Regions from separate parts of the Homo sapiens genome. Here all the other regions are linked to region 1. The links are chromatin contacts, found by Hi-C in ENCODE. All regions are on one chromosome and are shown on one strand. The core of a region is the stretch at or near the end of the contact, and the rest is flanking DNA. Distances in the headings are between cores, read along the strand shown. Region 1 holds the start of INSIG1 (insulin induced gene 1). Region 2 holds the start of XRCC2 (X-ray repair cross complementing 2). Region 3 holds the start of KMT2C (lysine methyltransferase 2C).

The links. A loop is a pair of places that touch in the nucleus more often than their neighbours do. Pooled maps may share reads with other maps.
Region 2: a loop to region 1 is called in a map of CD8-positive, alpha-beta T cell, with 31 times the contacts of the local background. The contact joins the promoter of XRCC2 here to the promoter of INSIG1 in region 1. A Hi-C loop is called at or near these places in 3 of 168 maps with a recorded cell type or tissue (B cell, CD8-positive, alpha-beta T cell and naive thymus-derived CD4-positive, alpha-beta T cell), 4 of 37 single-sample maps with no recorded cell type and 14 of 50 pooled maps.
Region 3: a loop to region 1 is called in a map of naive thymus-derived CD4-positive, alpha-beta T cell, with 16 times the contacts of the local background. The contact joins the promoter of KMT2C here to the promoter of INSIG1 in region 1. A Hi-C loop is called at or near these places in 1 of 168 maps with a recorded cell type or tissue (naive thymus-derived CD4-positive, alpha-beta T cell), 3 of 37 single-sample maps with no recorded cell type and 10 of 50 pooled maps.

The regions. Positions count from the first base shown.
Region 1 is chr7:155,296,628-155,301,528 of GRCh38, reverse strand. INSIG1 (insulin induced gene 1) reads right to left here and starts at 3,651. Exons shown (of 6, transcript NM_005542.6): 1 at 3,570-3,651; 2 at 2,832-3,270. The coding sequence starts at 3,243. INSIG1-DT (INSIG1 divergent transcript) reads left to right here and starts at 2,549. Exons shown (of 2, transcript NR_183448.1): 1 at 2,549-3,378. RefSeq lists enhancers at 2,126-2,195, 4,606-4,655 and a silencer at 3,316-4,145.
Region 2 is chr7:152,674,737-152,679,245 of GRCh38, reverse strand. XRCC2 (X-ray repair cross complementing 2) reads left to right here and starts at 3,105. Exons shown (of 3, transcript NM_005431.2): 1 at 3,105-3,205. The coding sequence starts at 3,167. RefSeq lists silencers at 2,859-3,328, 3,629-3,718 and an enhancer at 2,784-3,628.
Region 3 is chr7:152,434,303-152,438,965 of GRCh38, reverse strand. It overlaps KMT2C (lysine methyltransferase 2C), which reads left to right and starts at 2,963. Exons shown (of 59, transcript NM_170606.3): 1 at 2,963-3,340. The coding sequence starts at 3,180. It also overlaps the pseudogene FABP5P3. RefSeq lists silencers at 1,947-2,286, 2,327-2,616, 2,707-2,756, 3,137-3,196 and enhancers at 3,677-3,906, 3,947-3,996, 4,467-4,536.

The DNA.
Region 1 (4,901 bases), core at 2,402-4,901:
ATTCAAGTTCCAGAATTTCAACGTGGTCATTAGTAACACAGTACATTACTCAAACCAGTCCTTTTCCTAGAAAAAATTATCAGCTATAACTTCAGAGTGATTTTATATTCTTGTTCTCTTTGAGTACCACTCCCACAAAATTGTACTGTTTGGAAAAGTTTTTTAAAAATCACTATTATTTAGTGTAGTTGAACATGTCTCAGTAAACACAGGAAGGAATCAAGCAGGGATTATTCATATTAATATGAGCAATATGTAACCTTATATTTAATATCCACATTTGCCTAAAGCACACAGAACTTAAATGACTATGTAGTTCACCTTGTCTTTTCATCCGGTGTGATTTCTATCTTACAATAAAAAGGTTAGCATCTGTCCACACCCTGTCACATCACAGCTCTGACACTCCTGCCACCACCCAGTACTGGGGCTGGGCACGTGATGAGATACATATTTGCTGATGTGACTTTGACAGTCTGGGTCACATGCTCCTAGAGTGGCCCTGGAGTTGATTTTCGGGGGTTCTAGCATGTTCTGTACGAGGCACTGAGCACCTACTGTGCACACATGCACATGGGCAAGTACGGGGCGAGACAGCCCCACACAGGCTTCGCTTATTCTCCATCTGGTTCCCGCATGGTCAAGCCTCAAGCTGCGGAAAGAACACCAGACCAAGAAGAGAAAACTCAGCCTCAAATCCCAGCTTGCCCTCTGATGGGACGTGGCTCTGCATGTTTGTTTTCTCATGTGTAAAATTATAAGGATTATGTAACTGGGACACAGAGAAAGAGATCACTGTGGTCTGGAATAGTTATTCTTTATAGACACGAACTTGGAATTTGGACAGGTGGGAAGGAATGGCATTCCAAAAGAGAAGTAAAATGGCAAAGATGAAGGCAGGAATGAATGTCTGTAGGGGGGAGTGGGGTGCCGGCCCGTGGGGTTGGATGCTGGGACACAAGGGTCACTGTGTCCCAGGGCTCTTGAGAACCCTGCAATTGTTTCACCTCAGTGTAGTATGAAAGAAATATACATTTTAGGTTCAACTGAGAAACAAGAAACACAGTTTGCATCAAACATTCAGATAAAAAATGTTGTTTTCAATTTATTATACTTCATCAGGTTCTAATTTTGGAGTTCTGAAAAATGGACCCCCCAAATTAACTTTACTTCACTATAGCTTAATAAATAAATAGGTAAAAAACATACTATGAAAAATTTTACTTATGCTCTTGGCTGATGGTTTAAAAAAAAGTAGAATATGAGAGTATGAGAAATTGTCCAGATATTCCTAGAAACCCTTGAGGATCCAATTACAAATACTGAAGGCTAAACTATTTCATTTCTAAGATCAAGTTTTTGGTTAAAGGAAAGAAACTATTCTGCCAAATGTATATGAAACATGGAATTTTAAATCTAGATATAGTTCTCAAAAAATGTTCAATTAGTACAGCCACATAAAGTGTTTCGAAAAACGAAAGAGGATCCCGTCCCTCCGAGAACAAATATGAAAACATTCTACCCACTACTTAATAATTACAGACACCTGTCCTAGTTCTTCAACACGGAGCCCTCTGTTAATCTGCTACAAACCTCTCTGCTGCTTGCTGTTTTCAGTGAGTCAACTGAGGCAATGTGTTTCCACAGTGCAGGAGACACACCTACCAAGGCAGCAGGAGCAGTTACCAACGATGGCTTGGCCCCTTTCTACCTGCGCACCCTTGGATGTGACTTCACCTGTGATTCAGTTGCCACATCTATAAATGAAGCTACACATGGTATTGCTGTAAGGAATGAACACAGCAAAGCATCTGAAGCCTATGGTCAGCAGTCAGCTGACAAACGTCAGCCACAAAGCAAACAGGATGCTCCCTGCACTGCACTGGAGTCACTGACATACTGGTTTGTTTTCCCCACCAGACTCTAAGCTGCTTAAGGATAGGGGCTTGTGGTGCTCACTTTTGGATTAACATTTCAACAGCTTATAGAGTTGAGGTTGCAGAAAGCACCCGACAAGCTCGTTAAATAAACAAATGCTGTGTGACTACAGGAGCAGTAAGTGATCTGCTGAGCCAAGATCAACTCAACATTTCTATAAAAGCGGTTCAATGATAGCCAAGAAAGTCTAGTACACACACCCAGCAGTCCCCGTGTCCACAGTTCAGACTGACTCAGTGTTACGTTGTACAGCATCTATGCTACTGCTTGGGTGTACGAAAATCTAAACGCCGTAAGGGGGTTACTCTTTTCCTTAAGAACGTAATCTACAGAGCTCTAACAGTTCAGGGTGTAGGCGGTTTGGCTTCAGACCACAGTTTACTCAGCGACCCGGCAAAAGGAAGTGCTGAGAAGTTGCTCCCCTGGCAACCGCCTCCTGAACCCATGTGACGGGTTTGTTTTCAGTTATCCAGCAGGGTAGCATGTTTGCTGCCGCGACCAATGGCCTTTCAGTCCCGCTGCTCACCAGTTCCCCAGGCGGCCAATCCGGGGCGGCTGGCGCGGGATGACAGCTGGGGCTGTACCCGGACGCCAGGAGGGAAGGGCCCTCAGTCAGCTTGGCACAGCACCTGCTTGAACAGCCAATTATCTCCCTGCCTCATCTCCATCACTGTGCTTCCTCAAACTTCAGAGAGCTGTGGCCCGAACCCGCCCTCGGGGGTGCCAGGTCCTCTCTACCCCTCCTTCATTTCTCTAAATCCCAAGACTGGAGATGCACACTTTCAATCTGTGGATAGTTCCAGTTTCAAATGCATGTTTCTTATAGGCTGAAAAGTACTTTCAACCGAAAAGACACCCTTTTTACTTCCAGAAGAACCAGGAGGGGTACTCACCAGCTGCTGTCCCGCAGCAGGGAGGGACCCACCAGGCGGAGGAAAAGATGGTGGCGATCACCTCCTCGGGGAAGAGAGTGACATTCCTCTGGATCTGCAGCAGGTTGAGCACCAGGGCTAGGACCACCCCAACCGAGAAGAGCACGAGGCTCCTCTGCAACAGGCGATGATGCCAGGTGTTGGGGTAGGGGCTGCCGGGCTCGGGGCCGCTCATCGCAGCACTGCGGCCCCTGGGCGCGGGGTCAGCGTCCGGGGCACCGTGGGCCGCCAGCAGGGAGGGCCCGGACACGGAAACGTTGATCATCTCCCCAACCTTGGCCGCCAGCCCCGCGGCGCTGGCTCGCGGGGGGCCTCGGCGCCTCGCGCTGTGCGCACAGGAGCAGCTCCAGAAGTGGTCGTGCAATCTGGGCATCGGTCACACGCGTCCAAGAGGCGCTTCCTGGAAGAAGGGGGTCATCAAGTTCACTCAGAAGAGACAAAGAGCGAGGAAGGCCCCGCGGGACGCGAACCCCGGCACCCGGGCCAGGCGGCAGCGCCGCCCCCCAAGGTTAGACCCCCGTGCGCCCGCCCGGGGCCAGCGGCGGACGGGACCCGCGCTCACAGCGAGCAGCATCCCCGGCCCCAGCGGGACCCGCGTCCCAAAGACCCAACAGGGCCCGCGCCCGCCTACCTCCGGGGAGGACCGGCTGCTGCGCGACCAAAGCCCGCCCGCGACCCCTATCCCAGCCGGCCGCGTACCTGGCCGAGAGGCGCCCGCCCGCCGGCTCTCCGAACGGAGGCGGGGCGGGGGAAAGGAGGAGTCACGGCCCGGGACGGCCGCAGCGCCTGGCGGGCGCGCGGGTTTATATGGCGGGCCGCGGGGCCCGCATCACGTGAGCCTGCCCGGCCTACCCACCGCCCGCGCGCACCGCCCAGGGGCGTGGCCTGAGCTTGCCCCGCCCCGCCCGCGAGCCCGTCCGCACGCGGTCTGGTGAGGCGGCCGCAACCAATGGGAGGCCGGCGGCCCATATGACGTGCGCACACGCCACCGCCGGCCCGCGCGCACTCGGGCGGGAGCCTCGGCACGGACTGCGGGGCGCGTGGCGGCTGCGGGGCACGCGGGCCCGAGCGGGACTGGCCGGCTGCGAGTGGGCGGCCGCGGAGCTGGGGCCTGGGAGGGGACGGTCCTGCCGGGAGGAGGCGGAGGCAGGACAGGGTGGGGTTGCGGGCCCGGCGCCGCCCCTCCCGGCTCCTGGCTCCCCTCGCCTGGTGTCCCGCGCCTGGCCGGGAGGCGGCGGGTCTCGATCGCGCGGGCCTCCCTGGAGGGGCGCGGGCTCTGGCGGCGGGGAGGCCCCTGCTCAGCGCAATGGCGGGCTTGCATCCTTGGGTGATTTTTTCGGGCCCCTTGTGGCCTTTGCTCACGCCTAGAGAGCAAACCACCCGCACCACCCAGGAGCAGATAAAATCGAGACCACAGCCTCCAAGGGAGCGCGCCTCCATCCTGTTTGCCCCTCGGGTCGCCGTCTGAGGGCGGGCCCGTGCCCGCTCAGAGCCTACATCCGAGTCGTATAAAGCGCTGACAGCAGAGAAAGCTGCGGCTTTGCTCCGTGCAGATGAGCAGGGGCTGAGGGAGGACGCTGTGCTCTCAGTAGCCGCGCTTGGCCCGGGGACCCTGCAGGCTTAGAAACGTGAGTCACGCCTGCAGCGTGGCGAGGAAACGCCGTTGATGTGGCATCCTCAGCCTGGGGTTGTGGCTTTAAGCCAGAAGGTCAAAAAAAGAAGTCTTCCTGAGCTGAGACTGCCCTGAGTCGCTTTAGGGGCGAAATTCCGAGCATCCGGTTGCATTTCCTGAGGATGACACGCGTGGTGGGTGTGGACGGCCTACAGGGGTCCATCCTCAGCGGCCCCTCTGCAGGGCAGTCTCGCTCTCACTCTCCCAGCTGACTCCTCTCAAGCCTGTTAACCATTGTACACGTTCCCAAGGACTCCAAGCAGGTTGGACTTCAGGGAACATTGCAGTTTGGGTCTTGGCCATTGTTTACACTCCACCTTGCATAAGTGCTTGAGGATCACACAACCAGATACGTAGAT
Region 2 (4,509 bases), core at 1,856-4,355, 2.6 Mb after region 1:
AAAGTTAGAGCTGGCCAGTCATGGTGGCTCATACCTGTAATCTTGGCACTTTGGGGATGGCGAGGTTGGTGGATCACCTGAGGTCATGAGTTCCAGACCAACCTGACCAACATGGTGAAACCCCATCTCTACCAAAAATACAATTAGCCAGGCGTGGTGGCAGGTGCCTGTAATCCCAGCTACTGAGGAGGCTGAGGCATGAGAATCACTTGAACCCAGAGACAGAGGTTGCAGTGAGCCAGGATTCTGCCATTGCACTCCAGCCTGGGTGACAGAACAAGACTCTGTCTCAGAAAAAAAAGAAAAAAAAAATTGGAGCTATCAAAAAAAGTTACACATAGGGAAGTGTCCCTCACCCCATCTCTTTTACCCTATTTTCATCCTCCATTTTTTCCAACCTATTTTTATCTACCCTCCGTAGATAAAGAATCCTCTTTGCTTCTCATGTATTCTTCCTGTGTTTCTTTTTACCCAAATGAGCAGAGACATGTGTATCTTTTTCTTTCCCCTCCCTTGTTACAAGAAAGCTAGCAAACTGTAGACACCCCTTCCTCTTTGCCTTTTTCACTTAACACTATATCCTGGAAATCATTCCTTACAGATGCATAGAGATCTTGGCCATTCTTTGTTGCAGCTGCATAGTGCTCCATTTTGTGGCAGTGCCGTATTGTTTTCAACCACTCTCCTATGTATAAACATTTAGGCCATTTCCAAGATTTTGCAATTACAAACCATGCTGCAATATGCTTTTTTTGCATACACGTTTTTGCAATGTTGGAAGTATGACTTCAAGCTAAATTCTTAGAAGTAGGATTGCTGAGTGAAAAAGTTAATAAATGCGTCATTTTGTTAGATAGTGCCAAAATCGGCCAGGTGCAGTGGCTCATGCCTGTAATCCCAGCACTTTAGGAGGCAGGAGGATCACTTGAGCCCAGGAGTTGTAAACCAGCCTAGGCAACATGGCGAAACCCCATCTCTATTAATTAAAAAAAAAAAAAAAAAGATATTGCCAAATTCCTTTCCAAAAAGACCGTATGTTTTCATGCCTACCAGCAGTTTGTGAGAGCGCTTCAAGTATCCTTTTAAACGAGAAGTGATGTTTCCGGAGCATTAAAACTGAAGTGATTTCAAAACCATGTTGCACTCACACGAACAGGTGTGCACTTAATGGACTAAACTAGTTCAGCTGACATGTCTTCTTCATTAGGAACAGTGTGGAGACTGAAAAACTAATTTAGCCTAGAGCAGCTATTTAATTGTAAAGTCTCCTTTCTCAAATATTGATTTACTATGTGAGGAAATATTTACTTTGTATAGAAGTGTGTGGAATTGGACGAGGGGGTTGACCTACACATGTGGTTTGGTATACACATATCCTCATTACAGAGGGTGTAATGAAGATATAGGTGGTTCAGCACCATAGGAAAGGGAAAAAAGAAAAAAAAAAGACGGTAGAGGTGGCCTCCCAAGCATCCACTCCCACTCCTCTTGTTAATGATTCACAATTTGTTGTTATTGTTGTCATTTACTGTTCTCCACACCTTTCCACAAGGCCTGTGTGCTTTGAAAAAATATGTCTCTACTCCGGATAGAAGTGGGGCACACAGGGCCAGGCGCGGTGGCTCACGCCTGTAATCCCAGCACTTTGGGAGGCCGAGGCAGGCAGATCACAAGGTCAGGAGTTCGAGATCAGCCTGGCCAATATGGTGAAACCCCATCTCTACTAAAAATACAAAAATTAGCCTGGCGTGGTGGCACGTGCCTGTAGTCCCAGATACTTGGGAGGCTGAGGCAGAAGAATCACTTGAACCCGGGAGGCAGAGGTTGCAGTGAGCCGAGATGGTACCACTGCACTCCAGCCTGGGCGAGAGTGCAATGAGACTCCGTCTCCAAAAAAAAAAAAAAAAAGAAAAAAAGAAAAGTAAGTGGGGCACACGATTCAGGCCTAAGCTAACCAGACCAACCTCATTCCTGATGGTTGTTAATGTTTCAGATACGGGCCCGCAGCCCTACGTAGAGAAGAGGCCAAGGTAGAAAACATGAATCTGAGGTAAAAAGAAATGAGGTACTTGTTTGCCTCATCAAGCCTCTCAATTAAACTAACCTTGAAGCCTGTCTTACCTTTGGACTTCTAGTGATGTCACCCGGTAAAGCCCATTTGTTTCAGGACGTAAGAGTTGGGTTTTCTGTGACTTGGAACCAAAACCATTCCAATTTACAAAATGAGCAACTTTAATATTACCCATGAGAAATACTTCATTGGTATATGCTCTTTCCTAGCGTTTTTGAAAACTAAACTAGGTGGGTGAAAAGTATATCTTTGCATGAAACTTTTTCATTCCAGAAAACATTTTGTCATCTTGATAATAATGGCCAATGCTACTATATCCAAATTTTTGTCTTTTTTTTTTTTTGAGACAGAGTCTCGCTCTGCCGCTCAGGTGTGATGGCGCGATCTCGGCTCACTGCAACCTCTGCCTCCCTGGTTCAAGCGATTCTCCTGCCTCAGCCTCCCTGAGTAGCTGGGATTACAGGCATGCGCCACCACACCTGGCTAATTTTTGTATTTTTACTGTAGACGGGGTTTCACCATTTTGGCCAGGCTGGTCTCGAACTCCCGACTTCCAGTGATCCTCCTGCCTACCTCAAAAAGCAACTTGATAAATCCACAGGCTCGGTATATTTTAAAAATTCTTTTAAATACAGTATACTTTTCTCTTTTTTTCCAGAATTAACCATGAATCGCACACACAGCCAGAGGCTTTTAACCCGAGAACGGACAAAGGGGCCTGCTTGTGCAATACAATTATTTTTAATGGTTAAACAAATTAATACATAAGACCAGCTTTACCTAATATAATAATAACGAACCAAAGTTTACAACAGACAAGAAAAGCACCAGCTGTCCCCGCCACCCCGGAGCGATCTCCAAGGGGACGCGGGAGAGCGCCGCGGGGGACGCGGAAGTCTGACGTCACAGGAACTGGGGGCGGGGCGGGGAGGCCCGCACACCCTATTGCGCATGCTCCCGCCTCCCCGGCCGCGGCCTGGCGCAGTGCGCACGCGCGCGGGTGGGCGGGTTTGACTGGCCGTAGAGTCTGCGCAGTTGGTGAATGGCGTTGGTGGCGGGAAAGTTGAGTCTCTCCTGCGCCGAGCCTTCGGGGCGATGTGTAGTGCCTTCCATAGGGCTGAGTCTGGGACCGAGGTGAGAGCCGCCGGGTTGGGAGTGAGGGAGATGGGAACAAGGCCGCCGGTGGGCGAGGGGAGCCGAGGGAACCCGGGGGATTGGGAGGCTTGGGGCGGCGCGGCCTGGCCGGGCTGGGACCGGCCTCTCGGCCTAGACGCCCGCGATGCTGGCACCCTCTGCCACCTCTCACCTGGGCCCCAGGGGTCCGCCCCTGGGCAGCCTGGAGTCCTCCGAGGTGGGAGGACCGGGCGGAGGTGGAGGAAGTCTTTCTTTGGAAGACTTGCTGCCTGCCCAGATCGATATAACATACGAGGTCTCTCCTCCCAAGAGTTATGGTCTAAAAACCCCTCACAAATTAACTACCGTTGGAAATGTCAAGCTATGCAAGAAAAGCTAGAAAAGGGGAGGGGTCGCCCGTTGGAGCATTTGGAGCTTTTCTGGAACAGGTGGTGTTTGCGGAGGTTGCCTCACCTCCCTGTAGCCCACGTGTCTCTGCTTAGGGCAGCTGGCCCTCGCCACCCCCTAGTATTCGTTTCCAGCCCAGGTAGCTCCAGAGCCACACAAGCCGGTGGATGCCCCTCAAGAATTGAACCAAGTGTCCAGCACTTACTGTGTGTCAACTACGTGTTAAGGGATAGGAGTAAGCAACAAAAGACATAACTTCTGCCATTAAAGAACTAGTAAGGGAGGCTGCTGTAAGAATTACAGTATTGCACAAAAGTTTGTTGTCCATTAGAGGGGCGGGCATCATGGAAGATGCAGGAGGAGATGACTGAAGTTTCAAGGACCATTTGAAATGGTTTGGCAAGGAGAGGATGACATTCAGAGCGGAGACAGTCGGGAGTACATGGATTCTGAATTAAGCAAGAGCATGGCTAATTTAGATAACTGCAAGTATTTCTGTAAAATTGGAACAAAGGGAGTGAGGGACAATAGGTTGGGAAGTAAGCGCTGAGCAGTGGGCAGGGTATGAAGGATCTTTTATGCAGATGAGAGAGGAAGCAATCTCAAAAGAGTCAGCAAACATTTTTGTGGAGGGCCATGTGGTAAATATTTAGGCTTTGCAGGCCATGCCGTTTCTGTCACAGCCACTCAACTCTGCTGTTCTAATGGGAAGGCAGTCATAGATAAATAAAGGCACATGGCAGCGTTCCAATAAAGCTTTGTTTTTTGGATTTAGCCTGCTGGCCATAGTTTGATAATCCCTGTTCCTAAAGAGTAGAACCACTGCTTAGTATAAGAACGGCTACAGTTATAAACCATAGATATATATATATTTAAAAATATATTTATATATAATATATATTTAAAAATATATTTAT
Region 3 (4,663 bases), core at 1,714-4,213, 2.9 Mb after region 1:
GACTATGAATTTTTATTCACTGTCACTTGTTTGCTAGATGCTTTGAGAATCTTCCTTGCCTATATTTTTCTGAGATGTTGGTTTTTCTTTGTCAAAGATAACAATGCTCATTCCCTCCCCATTAAAAACTACATATATATATATATATATATGATTAGATGATTACTACATGTGCTTTGAAATATTCAAATATTTTAGACAGTAAAAGTCCCTTGTAATTCACCCCTTTGCAGATGATTGGTTAACAGGTTAGTACACATCTACCTAAATTTAAAATCCCATATTTAACATGTATACTTATTAGAAAGTACACATTCTAATATTTTTCTGTTGTATTTGGTACTGTTTCCAGATGCTCCTGCCTTTTTGCTTTCATAATTTTGAAGGACCTCAGCTCCCTGCCTCCTAGATTTTTGCTACTGTGGTCTCAGAGCTGTGTAATTTGGATGACTGAGACGGAAAAACCTCTGGAAAACCTTTATTTATGTTGAATAAGTATTCCTTGAATCCTTCCTCAGCATCCTGGGTTATATTTGATTTGCTCTGTTCATGATAACTTCATGCCAAGGAGACTGCTATCAGCTCTCTTAAAACAGATCCCAACTCCCTGCTCATAGTGGCCAAAGGAATGGAGATTTCAGGCTGAGTTTACTTACCTGCATCATCATCTATCCAGAAGCATCCCTGCACAAACCTCTGTTTCTACCCTTCCATTCACTCGGCTCACTTTTCTGCTCTTAGTACCCTTTGTTTCTTGTGAACTCTCCAGCAGGAGTGACTTGCAATTTGTATCCACTGACACTTAAGTTCTCAGAAGTGCTGGAGAAGCGTATGGAAGTAAATTATCCTGATGTATAATTTTGTACATGTGAAACTCACCGTGGAAGTGCCTATTCTAATTTCAGTACGGAACACAGCTAAATATTTGGATCAATAATCCAGTTTTGAAAGCACACTTTATTTAAAGTACAATGTGCTGAAGAAAATGAAAAAAGAAAGGGTGCTTTCAAATTTGTACTGAGTAAACTTTCACTAGATCACATCATATGTTTATCACTAGTCACATATATGTTGTATTTCTATGTGTAATCGTCAGGCACTTTTAATTTCTAGTTTGCATTTACCATGCCAGCCTCCTCCTCAATCCCAAATTTCCTTTGGTTATAAATTTAGTAAATTTGAAAGAGCCAGCAGGGATTAAACCCTGAAGGTATTCAAATGACTATCTGACGTTATTCCTCATTTCAGCCATTTCAAAAAATTATGCTTTCATTTAGAATAGGCTCTGGGAATCAAAGTGTGTGTATTTTGCCCAAGTAGAAGACACAGTTTAAAGTTAACATCCTAGCTACTAGAAGGGAAAGCAAACATCGCTGGAAAAGGAGCCTATTTTTTTTTACCTTACACTAAAACTACACTGCGAAGATCAAAAGAAATCAACATGAGAGTGTGCCTCTTAACGCTAGGCCCAAAGTAGATGCTTATTAAATGATAGTTTACCCCAATCCTTCACAAATGGTTGATAGGTCTTACTATTTCCCCCCATTCAAATCTAGAATTTTTTCACTCTCATAAACTAATCGATAGTGAATGGAAAGCACAGAATAGATCATCGTCCAAGTGTTAGGTATTAGCCTGAGAAATCCAGAATCCCATATTTGTAACTGTCCTTCTTGAGAAAGTGCATTTTTCAGGCGGATTCTAGCCCCATTTTTCTTTTTACCATTTTTACATATTATGAGAGGTGGCTTAGAAGTACTTCGATTTTTGCCTCTTCATCACAACACACTGAACGTTAAAATCAAGTGGTTGGGTTTTTATTGGCTTATTTTGTCTCTAACCGTTTTATTTCTCGAGCTGTCATCGTTCTTTTCGTCTTACATCCTTATGAACCTTTTCTGGATTAAAAAAAATGACGTTATAATAAGGAAACTAACTGGCGTTGGATTCGAACGAAGTTGACTCCATTCCTTTTCCTCCCCGTAGTGTGGGCGCTACGAGGAAAGACCTCGGCGAGAACCAGCGAAGCCCGGGCTGCCCTCGCCGTGCGGGCGCACATTTGCTCCTCGCGCCGGGCTGCGCCGGGCGACCGCGGCCGCCTCGGCGTGTGTCCGCGGCTCCCTCCCGCCCTCGCCCGCAGTTCCCCGATCCCGATCCCGGATCTCTGGGTCCACAGCTTGGCTACCTCCCGAGCCGGAGCCGGAGCCGGAGCCGGAGTCGCGGCTGGGCCCGGCCGCCGCGTCACAGGGGGAGGGAACCCGGGGGGGAGGGGGAGGGGCGGTGAGGTCAGCGGCGGCGGCGCGTCCGCGGGCGGCGGGAGCGGCGCATGCGCGGAGCGAGGCCCGTGAGTGGCAGCGGCGGCGCGCGGGGGGCGGGCGAGGGGCCGAGTGTGGGGGAGCGGGCGGGGGCCGTCGAGGCGGCGGTGTGTGGGCGCGACGGCTGCGAGTTGGAGAGGTCTGTGGTGCGGGTCGCCCCGGGGGATCCCCGGCGCGGGCCTCGCGCGACGGCCACGGTCGCGCGGCGTGTGTGTGGGGTCCAAGCACACCCGCAAAACTTCCTCCTCCCCTGCTCCGGGAGAGCGAGCGAGCGTGTGTGAGAGAGCGAGTGTGAGGAGCGAGCCGCGGCCCGGCGCCCAGCGCCGCCACTGGAGCAGCTGTCAAAACTTCGCCGCCGCCGCCGCCCGGGCCTGACGGGCCTGACGCGCGGGGGAGGGGCGGCCGGCCGGGGGCGCGACCCCCTCGCCGCCCCCGCCGGGCCCCGCGGCCGGCCCTCCCCGCGCCGGGCCCCTTTCTCCTCCTGCCGCGGGCGGCTCGGGGGAGGGGCCGCGGGCGGAGACCCCGGGGGCCGGCGCCCCTCACGCCGCCCGCCCGCCCGGCTGCCCCGCCCGCCCGCACCCGCCGGCCCCGCCCGCCCCGCACCGCCCGCCCCGCCCGCCGCCCCCCGCCCGGCCCCTGCGCGCGGAGGTGCGCGCGCCCGCGCCGATGTGTGTGAGTGCGTGTCCTGCTCGCTCCATGTTGCCGCCTCTCCCGGTACCTGCTGCTGCTCCCGGGGCTGCGGGAAATGCGAGAGGCTGAGCCGGGGAGGAGGAACCCGAGCAGCAGCGGCGGCGGCGGCGGCCGCGGCGGCGGGAGCCCCCCAGGAGGAGGACCGGGATCCATGTGTCTTTCCTGGTGACTAGGATGTCGTCGGAGGAGGACAAGAGCGTGGAGCAGCCGCAGCCGCCGCCACCACCCCCCGAGGAGCCTGGAGCCCCGGCCCCGAGCCCCGCAGCCGCAGACAAAAGACCTCGGGGCCGGCCTCGCAAAGATGGCGCTTCCCCTTTCCAGAGAGCCAGAAAGAAGTAAGTTGAGTGCGAGGGAGCCAGGCCGGGAGCCAGCGGCGGCGCCGGGCCGGAGCTGTCACCGGGCGCCCGCCCCGCGGCCTCCGCGCCCCGGCGCCCCCCGGCGGGGTGGGGGCGGGGCGGGCCCGCGGGCGGTGGCGGCTCCCGGCCCCGGCCCCGCGCCCCTCGGTAGCCGCCCGCGCCCGGCCTCCCCCGCTCCGCGCCGCCCGCCCGGGCTCCCGCCGGCGCCCGGCTCCGCACACTTTACTTTTCAGTCGGGCCTTTTCACTGGGTCTTCTCCGCGACTCTTCTTTTGGAGAAATTTCTCGTAGCCGCGTCTTGGCCTAGCTGGATCATTGAGAAAACAAGCCCGGAGCGCGCCCAGGTAGTCCCCGGACGGACTCCGGGCGAACCGCCGAGCCGTCGGCGCTCGGGAAACTCTCGGAGCTGTCAAAACGCCCGGGCCAGGTGGTCTCGGGGCGCGGGCTGGGGGCGAGAAGAAAGCGGCCGGGCGAGTGCAGCTTTTGTTTGTCAGCGACTTGCTCCTGGAACTTTTCCTGGTCCCAAACCTGTGTTTTCTTCTTTTGATGATATATTAGGAAGCCATTTGACTTCTTCCTCCCCCCTCCCCCAACACCCAGCACCGCACTCCCGGGCTCCGAAAGCACAAGTCCTGTGGGATCCCCCAGCTTCGGGGAACGGCCTGCCTAAGTTTTGGAGACGTAGCCAGCGTCCCCTCGTAAGGCAGAATACCAAGAGCACTTATTCGGAGAGAGTGCAGATGTAAATGTCGCTTCCCTCGTAAGTCTTAGCTGTAAGGGGCTTGGGAATAGGGTCGCCTGCCTTTGAGCGTACAGTAGGGCTGGACCCCAGCTTATTAGAGGACCAGAAATGTCTTCTTACAGAACGGTTATTTGACGGCTTTGCTTGTAAATTAAGACACCGTTTTAGTGCCAGCGAACTGCTCGGCTTCTGTGGCTCTCGCGTGTGCCGTGGAAGAACTGTGAATGTCTCTCGAAGTTGTAGAATGGCGTGTGTGCTTACTCATTTCGTGAGATGATATTCTCATTGAACTGTCGGGAGTGGAAGGGTGCGCTGGGACGTGAAGGAAGCCAGCACGTTTATGGATAGGCTGTTTCTTTGGTTCGGGTGCATTCACTTAGTAATAGTATTGTTGTTTGGTGATTTGTAGTAAAAATAGTAGCGTGAACTGAGGCATAGCAGAGCTGGGTTGTGGGAACCCATTGAGCTCTTGACTTGAATGTGCTCTTTTCTTGCCCCGCTGTCCTTTTACTATGAAAATGATTCAGGGCCTTCAACTTGCCTCCATATTTTATTGCCAGC